2 separate regions of the Homo sapiens genome follow, and region 2 is linked to region 1. The links are chromatin contacts, found by Hi-C or POLR2A ChIA-PET in ENCODE. All regions are on one chromosome and are shown on one strand. The core of a region is the stretch at or near the end of the contact, and the rest is flanking DNA. Distances in the headings are between cores, read along the strand shown. Region 1 has its middle 14 kb from the start of RMC1. Region 2 overlaps CABLES1 (Cdk5 and Abl enzyme substrate 1).

What was found. Hi-C counts contacts between places; a loop is a spot of excess contacts on that map. ChIA-PET counts read pairs that join two places held with the same protein, here RNA polymerase II (POLR2A). Pooled maps may share reads with other maps.
Region 2: a pooled map shows a loop between it and region 1 (2.2-fold over the local background). The contact joins two enhancer-like sites. A Hi-C loop is called at or near these places in 1 of 168 maps with a recorded cell type or tissue (ascending aorta), 2 of 37 single-sample maps with no recorded cell type and 7 of 50 pooled maps. POLR2A ChIA-PET finds 5 or more read pairs at or near these places in 1 of 52 experiments (activated naive CD4-positive, alpha-beta T cell).

Annotation. Positions count from the first base shown.
Region 1 is chr18:23,486,419-23,491,934 of GRCh38, reverse strand. No RefSeq gene overlaps it. Among named protein-coding and RNA genes, the nearest start is that of RMC1, 14 kb to the left of the region's middle. RefSeq lists an enhancer at 3,523-3,692. Within about 2 kb of position 3,519, at least 19 of the 41 ENCODE cell types and tissues checked have a DNase peak (open chromatin) inside an H3K27ac peak, as active enhancers do; they include ascending aorta, where a contact is called at or near this core.
Region 2 is chr18:23,224,129-23,229,884 of GRCh38, reverse strand. The region is part of intron 4 of CABLES1 (Cdk5 and Abl enzyme substrate 1); the gene reads right to left. Among named protein-coding and RNA genes, the nearest start is that of CABLES1, 92 kb to the right of the region's middle. RefSeq lists an enhancer at 3,133-3,232. Within about 2 kb of position 4,169, at least 9 of the 41 ENCODE cell types and tissues checked have a DNase peak (open chromatin) inside an H3K27ac peak, as active enhancers do; they include ascending aorta, where a contact is called at or near this core.

The sequences.
Region 1 (5,516 bases), core at 2,270-4,769:
ATGCCTGTAATCCCAGCACTTTGGGAGGCTGAGGCAGGCAGCTCACCTGAGGTTGGGAGTTCAAGGCTAGCCTGACCAACATGGAGAAACCCCGTCTCTACTAAAAATACAATATTAGCCGGGCATGGTGGCACATGCCTGTAATCCCAGCTACTCAGGAGGCTGAGGCAGGAGAATCACTTGAACCCAGGAGGTGGAGGTTGCAGTGAGCTAAGATCATGCCATTGTACTCCAGCCTGGGCAACAAAAGCAAAACTCTGTCTCAAATAAATAAATAAATAAATAAATAAATAAATAAATAAATAAAATAAAGAGTTCCCTTTTCTCCATCTCCTTGCCAGCATTTGTTATTGCCTGTCTTTTGGATATAAGCCATTTTAACTGGGGTGAGATGATATCTCATTGTCATTTTGATTTACATCTCTCTAATAATCAGTGATGTTTAGCATGTTTTCATATGCCAGTTTGCTATTTGTATGTCTTCTTTTGAGAAATATCTGTTCAAATGTTTTGCCCATTTTTTAAATCAGATTACTAGATTTTTTTCTATTGAAGTTGTTTGAGCTTCTTATATATTCTGGTTATTAATCCCTTGTCAGATGGGTAGTATTTTCTCGCATTCTGTGGGTTGTCTCTTCACTTTGTTGATTGTCTCCTTTGCTGTGCAGAAGCTTTTTAACTTGATGTGATCCCATTTGTCCATTTTTGCTTTGGTTACCTTTGGAGAATTACTCAAGAAATTTTTACCCAGACTAATGTCCTGGAGATTTTCCCCAATGTTTTCTTGTGGTAGTTTCACAGTTTGAGGTCTTGGATTTAAGTCTTTAGTCCATTTTGATTTGATTTTTGTATTTGGTGAGAGATAGGGGTATAGTTTCATTCTTCTGCATAGGGATATCCAGTTTTCCCAGCACCATTTATTGAAGAGATTGTCCTTTCCACAGTGTATGTTTTTGGCACATTTGTCAAAAATGAGTTCACTAGTAATGAGTTCACTGGTGTGAACTCATTTTTGACAAAGGTCAAAGGAGGTGTGTGGATTTGTTTCTGGGTTCTTATTCTGTTCCATTGGTCTGTGTGTCTGTATTTATGCCAGTACCATGCTGTTTTGGTTACTATAGCTCTGTGGTATAATTTGAAGTCAGATAATGTGATTCCCCCAGTTTTGTTTTGTTTTTTTTTTTTTGCTTAGGCTAGCATTGGCTATTCTGGGTCTTTTATGGTTCCATCTTATTCCATGTCTTGATTGTCCAGCTATTGTATCAGCTAGAATTACATTCACTGAAAGTAACTGCAAGAAATACCAACTCACAGTAACAACCAAACAGGACTTTATTTTTTCTCTAGGAATAAAAAGTCTGCAGGCAATCCATCTAGGCCTGTTACTGAGGTTCTATGATGCCTCAGGGATTCACACTCCTTTCGCTCCCCTTACCCATCTATCCCTATAGTGTGACTTCCACTCATGCTCATCACATCATAATTGCAAAATGGATGCTTGCTTCTCAGACGGGGCCCACAGTCCCCAGGCAGGAAGAAGGGGAAGAGTGAAGGGCAAAAGAACTTTCTAAGAGGCTCTCACCCAGTGACTTCTGTTTCATCTTATTGGCCAAAATTGCGTCTAGTAGCCACCCTAGCTGCAAGGGAGTTTGGGAAATGAAGTTTGTAGGTGAATATATCATGCCCTGTAGAAACTGGAGGTTTTAGTAGGGAAGAAGGTAGAAATGAATATTGGGTTAACAACAAGCAAGCAATGGGCTTTTTTTTTTTTTTTTTTTTTTTTTGAGACGGAGTCTCATTCTGTCGCCCAGGCTGGAGTGCAGTGGTGCAATCTTGGCTTACTGCAAGCTCCACCTCCCGGGTTCACGCCATTCTGCTGCCTCAGCCTCTAGAGTAGCTGGGACTACAGGCGCCTGCCACCAAGCCCAGCTAATTTTTTGTATTTTTAGTAGAGACAGGGTTTCACCGTGTTAGCCAGGATGGTCTTGATCTCCTGACCTTGTGATCCATCTGCCTCGGCCTTCCAGAGTGCTGGGATTACAGGCATGAGCCATTGCGCCCAGCCTTTTTTTTTTTTCTTTTTCATTGCATTTCAGGGTTAGTCATGCCTTTTTTTTCTCCCTCAGACTTTAGTGAGCATCAGAAATGTTATTTCTGGCCGGGTGCGGTGGCTCACACCCAGCACTTTGGGAAGCCAAGATGGGTGGATCACTTGAGGTCAGGAGTTTGAGACCAGCCTGTTCAACATATGAAACCCCATCTCTACTAAAAATATAAAAATTAGCCTGGTGTAGTGGCCCACACCTGTAATCCCAGCTACTCAGGAAGCTGGGGCAGGAGAATCACTTGAACTCAGGAGGCAGAAATTGCAGTGAGCCGAGATCAAGCCATTGCACTCCAGCCTGGGTGACAGAGCAAGACTCCATCTCAAAAAAAAAAAAAAAGAAAGAAAAAAACAGTGCTATTTCTTAGAATTCAGATTCCTAGGCCCTATTCTGGCATCCTTGCTTGGGAGCAAACCCCTCACGTGATTATTTTCAGCCAAACTGACACCTGTTCACAGACAAACACATGAGACCACTAGTTAGTTGTGAAATTCAAACCTGAATATGAACTGTTAATAAACTAAGTCAAGGCCAGGCACGGTGGCTCATGCCTGTAATCCCAGCACTTTGAGAGGCCGAAACGGGCAGATCGCCTGTGGTCAAGAGATCGAGACCATCCTGGCCAACATGGTAAAACCCCGTCTCTACTAAAGATACAAAAATTAGCCGGGTGTGGGGGCGTGCGCCTGTAATCCCAGCTACTCGGGAGGCTGAGGCAGGAGAATCTCTTGAACCCGGGAGGCGGAGCTTGCAGTGAGCCAAGATTGCGCCACTGCACTCCAGTCTGGGCGACAGAGTGAGACTCCGTCTCAAAAAATAATAAATAAATAAACTAAATCAAAATAAAATATTAAAATCAAAATAAAAGATTTTCTCATGAATCCTCAAGTTTTGGCACAGGTGGAACCCGAAAACATTAGAATATGAGAAAACAATTAGCAAATTAATTAAGATCTTCGTTTTCATTAATTGTGAAGGCAGTTCTTTTACCTTTTGTGAAGACATTGGAGAACAAGGCAGCTAGAACCTGAGAAGCCGTGATTCTGTAGAGAGGGAAGCCTGGAGAAGGGAGGCTCACTTTTTTTTTTTTGAGATGGAGTCTTGCCCTGTCGCCCAGACTGGAGTACAATGGTGCCATCTTGACTCACTGCAACCACCGCCTCCTGGATTCAAGTGATTCTCCTGCCTCAGCCTCCCAAGTAGCTGGGATTACAGGCGCCTGCCACCACACCTGGCTAATTTTTTGTATCTTTAGTAGAGACGGCGTTTCACCATGTTGGCCAGGCTGGTCTTGAACTCCTGACCTCGTGATCCACCCGCTTCGGCCTCTCACAGTGCTGGGATTACAGGCATGAGCCACTTCAGCCCGCCGGAAGCTGACATTTGCTGCCGCTTTGTTCCACAATGAACTTGCTGCTTTGAAAGCGGTGACTGAGAGGTTGAGACACTGAGCAGAAAAGGAAAGCTAAGAAGCTGAAAAGCTGTTAAAACTTTTTTTAAGGCAGATTCAGGACTGGGACAGTAAAATCTGGGGTACAGAGCCTGCTAGAGGCAGTCCTGGGGCCCTGGAGGGGACTCTGACCTAGGAACAGGTCAACTAAAATAGGGGGAAACCTTAAGTGCAGCCTCGAGCCAGCTCTACCCTTGATGGATACCTGGCTGCCCTGCCCACTGCTGGGGTTACTGAATCAGCGCTTAGTTCATTAGTTTGTTTTTCTTCTCCTTTCTTAGTTTACTATGAGCCAGTGTTTCCGGAGCCACCAAAAAAGCTCAATATAACTCCTGGTGTTTAAGATAAGCACTTGACATGCTTGTTTTCCTTTTACAGCAGCTTAAAATGTGCGTCTGACAGTTTCTAAAACCTAAAACAACACATAGGCTTTTCTGTTTATTTTTATTCTTATTTTTATTTTAAGTTCCGCTTTTCTGTTTTGCTGAGTTTTGTTTGCTTTAATTTTTGTTTTATAGTCTTTGTTAGACTCTATGACAGATGTCTGAAGGCATATGTAGCCAAATTTGTATAGTGGCTCTCACTACTTGGCATGTTTTCAGGTGGCTTTTACTTTGTTCTTTAAACTTTCTAAAGTCCTTTTTGTTTTAAAATGAGGATGAATAATATTTACAAAGAGCTATTTCTAAAGTATGTATTTGCTGGCAAATCTTGACTACGTATCACTGTTTTGGAACCTGCTTTTTCATTTCAGAAGTGTTTTATGTTTGAATGCATCTTTCTTTCTCTCTTTTCTTTCTTTCTTTCTTTCTTTCTTTCTTTCTTTCTTTCTTTCTTTCTTTCTTTCTTTCTTTTTCTTTCTTTTTTTTTTTTTTGAGACGGAATTTCCCTCTGTGGTCCAGACTGGAGTGCAGTGGTGCGATCTCGGCTCACTGCAACCTCCACCCCCCGGGTTCAAGTGATTCTCCTGCCTCAGCCTCCCAAGTAGCTGGGATTACAGGTGCCTGCCACCATGCCCAGCTAATTTTTGTATTTTTAGTAGAGATGGGGTTTTGCCATGTTGGCCAGGCTGGGCTTGAACTTTTGACCTCAGGTGATCCACACGCCTCGGCCTCCCAAAGTGCTGGTATTACAGGCGTGAGCCACCGTGCCGGGCCTGAATGCATGTTTCTTTCTACATTTGCATTTGCATGTACATATGTATATAACAAGTGTCAGGAGTAATGTATATGGTGATTGTCTTGTACTGTGGGTGATTTCTGCTTTTTTCCCCCTATGGTTTCCAGAAGTTTCAGGAGGGTCTGCAGATGCTGGTAAGACCCCCGCCCCAGTTGGTTTCCAGGTTCTTGACACCTTTTCGAGAAAGAATTCAGGGACAAGTCAGAATGAAGGGAAAGGCAAAAAGCTTTTATTGCAAAGTGATAGTATGCACTGAAGAGAGAAGTGCAGGCATGTTTGTGAGAATGAGTCACACAGAGGGAGTTTGGGTTTCTAATTTTATGGGTGTTTCTTTAATTAGGGGGTGAAATAATCATTAGGTATTTTGGAAGAGGGGGGATTTCAGGGACCCCCCACTGTCCCACACCCCCAGGTACCACCCCCTTTCTCCCTGATTTGGGTTTGCACTGAAGAGTCATGGACATGTCACCCTGTCTCTGTTGCCAAGGCTGGAGTGCAGTGGCGTGATCTCGGCTCACTGCAACCTTTGTCTCCTGGGCTCAGGTGATCCTCCCGAGTAGCTGGACTATAGGCGTATGCCACCATGCCCAGCTATTTTTTTTTTTTTTTTTTTGTATTTTTGGTAGAGAAGGGGTTTCACCATATTGCACAGGCTGGTCTCGAACTCCTGACCTCAGGTGATCTGCCCTCCTCAGCCTCCCACAGTGCTGGGATTACAGTCATGAGCCACCAAACCCAGCCTTCTCCTCCTGATTTTGGGTTTTCTGTTATCCCACAGTTTC
Region 2 (5,756 bases), core at 2,920-5,419, 260 kb after region 1:
TTGTGCCACATAGCTTAACAGCTCAGGCAACTGCTCAGTCTTTATGTGTGAGTGAAAAGCAGGCAAGACCCATGGTCTTTGCTGTCCCTCTCTTTTGGAAGCCTAGAACGTTGGAGTTGCATGCAGAAAGGAACTCTGAATGGTGGAGATTCGCTCCAAAAGAATCTTTTAAAAACTCCAGTGAGAAAGAATGAAGCAGAAGTCCCAGTGGAGTGTGATGAAATCTTGGTATTTTCTAAGATCATTGTTCTGAATTCTCATTAAAATGGTATATTAAAAATAGAAATATCTGTTTGGCTGAAATGCCAGCACTAACTCTCCAGCACCAGGAAATAGAGCTAGAGAATGTCGAACTGCAGCTGAAAGTAATTAAAAGCAAACTGAAGTTGAAGTTTTCACTTTCTTTGAAAGAGCCAGATTTTTCCCAGACACATCTAGTGTTCAAATACTAATTTATTTTTTAATAATTTTTGAGATGGAGTTTTACTCTTGTTGCCTAGGCTGGAGTGCAGTGGTGCGATCTCGGCTCACTGCAACCTCTGCCTCCCAGGTTCAAGCGATTCTCCTGCCTCAGCCTCCCGAGTAGCTGGGATTACAGGCGCCTGCCACCACACCCGGGTAATTTTTGTATTTTTAGTAGAGATGGGGTTTCACCACGTTGGCCAGGTGGTCTTGAACCCCTGAACTCAGTTGATCCGCCCTCCTCAGCCTCCTAAAGTGCTGGGGTTGCAGCCGTGAGCCACCGTGCCTGGCCCTACTAATTTACTTATATTCCACTTCCTTTTAAAAATGGCATAGAGGCAAGTTCAAATACTACACATGAATATTGTCTAAAGTTGTGTATATTAGGTTAAAATGTTGCAGCTTTTACTCAGAGGTGAACACGGTTAGTCAGGTTATAGGAAGTGATCTCATTTCTACAGACACCCTAACTGAACTACTGGCAAGGAACTGTGGACGATGCAAGGTTGTCATTCCTTCTCTCTACAGTCCTGGGTAGCGCTGCAGCTTAGCCACATGTACCTAGAGGAGCTGCTTTCACATTCTGTGCAAGTTTGTGAACTTCTGCAGAGGCTGTAGGCAACAAGCACACTGAAAATCCAGCACAAAGATATATACTTTTTTTTTTTTTTTTTTTAAACAAAGGCTGACATTTAAAACTGGCCCACGGGGGTGGGGGAGTGGGAGTGACTGGAGGGGGTAAAAGGGAGGGACTCAGAAGATGGGGGTGGGGATTAAAACAGGAGGTAAAAGCACATTTGGGGAGACAGCCAAGCAGCAGTTATACCGTTAAGCAATGAGCAGAAAAACAGGCTGGTTCATTTTGGGAGTGTAAACTCATCCTTCATAGGATGGCACCAAAATTAATTTAATGTAGCTCTCCTTGAATGCCTGTAATTTCACTGTTAGAAACCCCTGGACCCCTGTCTTAGTTTTGGCTTCTTCAGCACAAAGCACACATGCACAGCTGTGGAGTCACCTGATCAAAGCAGGTGGCTAATCTAGCTATCTTGGGGCCAAAGGGGAATACCTAGGTCATTATTAATCATAAAACGGCCGACTCTGGACTTCATCTTTTGTAAAAGGCAAAATGATTTTTAGTTTCCTCTTCTGTGGCTCCCTGGCAGAGGCCCAGCCAGCTGCTCACTGAGCCATAATGCATGAAACAGATTCTGACAGGAAAACAAGATTCCCTATTAGATAACAAGAAGTTCAAGCTATGGCCCTTTCCTCAGGGAGCATGATCAATGAACTAATTAATATTACTCTCTTAAAAAAAGACAAGACTTAAATATCTAACACCTGGAAACTAGATGGAAAAAGTGTGATCCAATTAACTAGGTTCCAAGGCTTTCTGCTTCCAAAATGGAGTGGTCCTGACTTCTCTCCACCATCCTTTCTCTAATGGTGCTCTAAGCCCAAGAACTTGGAACACCTGCCAGGAGCTCCACTAGGCGCTAGCTCTTCAAAGGACAACAATAGGTTGAACACTTTGATGTGTCAATAATTTAAAAGCCAATTAAATATTAACAGGATTTCCAGACCCTTCAAAGAGAATAAGGAGTGAGAGATTTCCTGCACCTAAAGCAAAGCCTGAAAGCTGGATTACGAAAGGAAATACCACTTGTGAGCTAAATTTTAATTAAGAGATTACACATGGGCCGGAAGTCGACGACACAAGTCTTCCCCTTAGCTTAAGAGTCCCGTTTGTTGCCCTTCCGATACAGTGCAGCTGCCATCTTGGACCAGGCCTGCTTGCTGACATCAAGCAGAAGGTGCCTCCAGAGTTCAGAGACAATGGAACAGGGTCCACAGTTGATGGACAAAAGTGAAGTCAAAAGCAGCTTTTAGTCTAGAAGTCCCTTCCCACTCCCACTCAGGACTCCATCGATAAGCCATAAGCCATCCCCTGCAAGGGCAACTGGCAGACAATGAAGGGGTCTTAACGTAGCTTATGACCAAATCTTTGTCTAAAGGCAGCTCCTATAAACAGCCAGATAATGGCATGAGTCATCCATGAGATCATTCCAGAATCTGTCTCTGTGTGGGAATATGCTTGGTGTGAGGAAAGAAACACAATTTGTGAATGTGTAATTTTCCACAACAAAAATTTTCTGGGGAAAGTGGGTGGGGAGGAAGGGGGCATGGGCCTGGAGCCAGGCAGGGAGCATTTAGGCTTGAAGGCTCTAAGAATAGAAGACGCTGTTCTCTGTGTCGCAAAATGATCAACACTCAGGAAATGGACCCAAGCGGATGACCTCATCTGAATGCCCCCAATGCCAAAAGTTAAGGATATAAACACCATGTGGAAGCTGTTGACAATTTAAAAACACACCCCCCAGAGGCACCTTGCAACTCCACTGGGAAGCCATCTTCTTCATCACATGGTCTCTGATGCATCTGTAGTAAGTAAGTGACTCCTGCGACTATCATACAGTCAAGTATGGTTATCTTAAGGGGTGTGAACCTACACACACATCACAGAAACTCTTTTTGCTGGAATCATCTAGTTTGGTGATTTCACATAACCTCCAATCTCAAGTTTACTAGGTTCTCTCCTACTTTCTTCTGGTCGGATCCATGTGTACAGAAATACCAACCCACATCCAGATCTCAGGAAGTAAAGAGCACTTGGTGGCTGGTGTCGGTTCCCTTATGCATAGGGACAATTCTAGGACTAGTTCTCCATACAACACCTGCAGTCTCTCACTCACCAGTGGGTCGTGCTCTAGAAGCTCCTGGGCTGGCAAGTTGGAACTCAGAATGCATTTTTCATTGATGCAGTAAGTGGAGATTAGCCTACCCAAGGCTCTCTGAGCCTATAATGTAACTGAATCAGCCCAAAAGCAAAAACAAGAGCTCGGGTCATAGAAGCAAAAGGTCAGAGGGTGTATGAGGGTAAAAAAATAGGAGGAAGTTGAGTCTCTCCTCTTGGTTTCCTGGTCCAGGCTTGACCCTCAGGAACTTTTTTTTTTTTTTTTTGAGATGAAGTCTCACTCTGTTGCCCAAGCTGGAGTGCAATGGCACGATCTTGGCTCACTGCAACCTCCACTTCTCAGGTTCAAGCAATTCTCCTGCCTCAGCCTCCCGAGTAGCTGGGACTACGGGCACATGCCACCATGCCCGGCTAATTTTTGTAATTTTAGTAGAGATGGGGTGTCACTATGTTGGCCAGGCTGGTCTTGAACTCCTGACCTTGTGATCCGCCCACCTCGGTCTCCCAAAGTACTGGGATTACAGGCATGAGCCACTGTGCCCAGCTGAGTAACACTTTAAAGGTCAAGTTTGTATTATTTCACCTTCTTCTCTGAACTTCCCTTTCCTTCTTAGGACTCCAGGACCCTTTCCCCTAAGCTATTCCTGTTTTTCACAATTCCTTCCCTCTCTCTACATGTAAATCCATAAATTCCTTTGCAGGGCCCAGGTTTCCCACTCCTGGCCCTATGGCGGTGGCACAGTAGCCCACAATGGGGGCTGGAAAGCGAGGGGAAGAGAAGTGGTCTTGGATAGAAGTGTTGGACAAGCTGTTTACTAAGTGGGGTCTGCCTATTTAGGAAAGTTGAGAAAGTTGCTTGCAACTCATTTTGTGAGCTGAGGGTCACCAAGCCAAACCACAAATCCACACTAGAAAAGAGAAGGCCGTGACTAATGTGGATAAAAGGCAGAAAGATTCAGGCTGGCCTTGGCAAGTGTTAGTTGAGGAAAAAGGAGCTGGTTTAAGGCTGGGACTCTTCCCAGAAAATGGCATAATTTACAAGCTTCATCTGAGAAGAGTGTTTACAGCTATGGGAAGGTTTGATGTTACAGTTACAGTGAAAAAGCTGGGCAACATCTGTTCCTCTTCTCTGTAATGGGCTTGTTTTGAAAGGTAGGATTTAGCAAGAAAGATCAAAGCAAAACAATGGTCTCCTCACGTTCCATAAAGTGTATGCATTAAGAAAAAAAAAAAAGACTGGAAGGAAATAGACCAAAATGTAAATGGTGGCTTTGTTTAGGAGGTGAGGCTCAATAATTGTTATCTTCCTTTTACTTTTATACATTTTTCAAATAGTCTTTAAGAAACATGTACTATTGAGGAAAAAAAGACTGAATAAAAGCAGATCTCAAGGTGAATCCATTATTTGTAGAATTGCACCACTGACAAACTCACTGTGAACCTGACTGGGAACTGCTAAGTTCAAGTAGATCTAGAAAGAGCAACATAATAGCTCTGTGATGGCCGGGCACGGTGGCTCACACCTGTAATCCCAGCACTTTAGAAGGCCGAGGTGGGAGGATGGCTTGAGCCCAGGATTTTGAGACCAGCCTGGGCAGCATGGTGAAACCCGACTCTACAAAAAATACAAAAATTAGCTGGGCGTGGTGGTGCATGCCTGTCATCCCAGCTACGCAGGAAGCTGAGGTAGGAGGATCGCTTGAGCCTGGGAGGTCAAGGCTGCAGTGAGCTGAGATTGCACTACTGCACTCCAGCCTGGGCAATACAGTGAGACCTTTCTCAAAAAGAAAGAAAAAGAAGGCCGGGTGCGGTGGCTCACGCCTGTAATCCCAGTACTTTGGGAGGCTGAGACAGGCAGATCACGAGGTCAGGAGATCGAGACCATCCTGGCTAGCATGGTGAAACCCCGTCTCTACTAAAAATACAAAAAAATTAGCCGGGTGTAGTGGCGGGCACCTGTAATCCCAGCTACTCAGGAGGCTGTGGCAGGAGAATGGCGTGAACCCAGGAGGCGGAGCTTGCAGTGAGCCGAGACCCCGCCAGTGCACTCCAGCCTGAGCAACTGAGAGAGACTCTGTCTCCAAAAAAAAAAAAAAAAAAAAAAAAGCTCTGTGACTGGACAAAAATGGAAGTGAAACTAATGCTTAATGAATATCTACTACAGCTTTCACATATAATATTTCATTTACTATTTCATTCATCTCCCTGAGGTGGACATTATAGTCCTTTTACGGAGGAGTGAAGCTGGGGTCAGTAAGGCTAGTTCATTTCCCAGGACTGAGGCTTCTGCCTGCCAGCTCGTTCCCAAGCACCACACTGCCTCCCTGGCCGCCGGTGCCCATGGGTACACGACAGCAAGGATGGGTAAGGGCTGTGGTTTTCCTAATGGAGGCACCAAAGGAGGTGGATGGCAGGAGTGGGGATGAATGGGCTACTTGTGCCCATTCCTGATTCTCCAGAAGAGCTCTCTGTTTAGCTGTTTTATTTATTGGAATTCTATGTAAACTGATACTGGAAGAATGGCTTCTTCAGCTTAAAA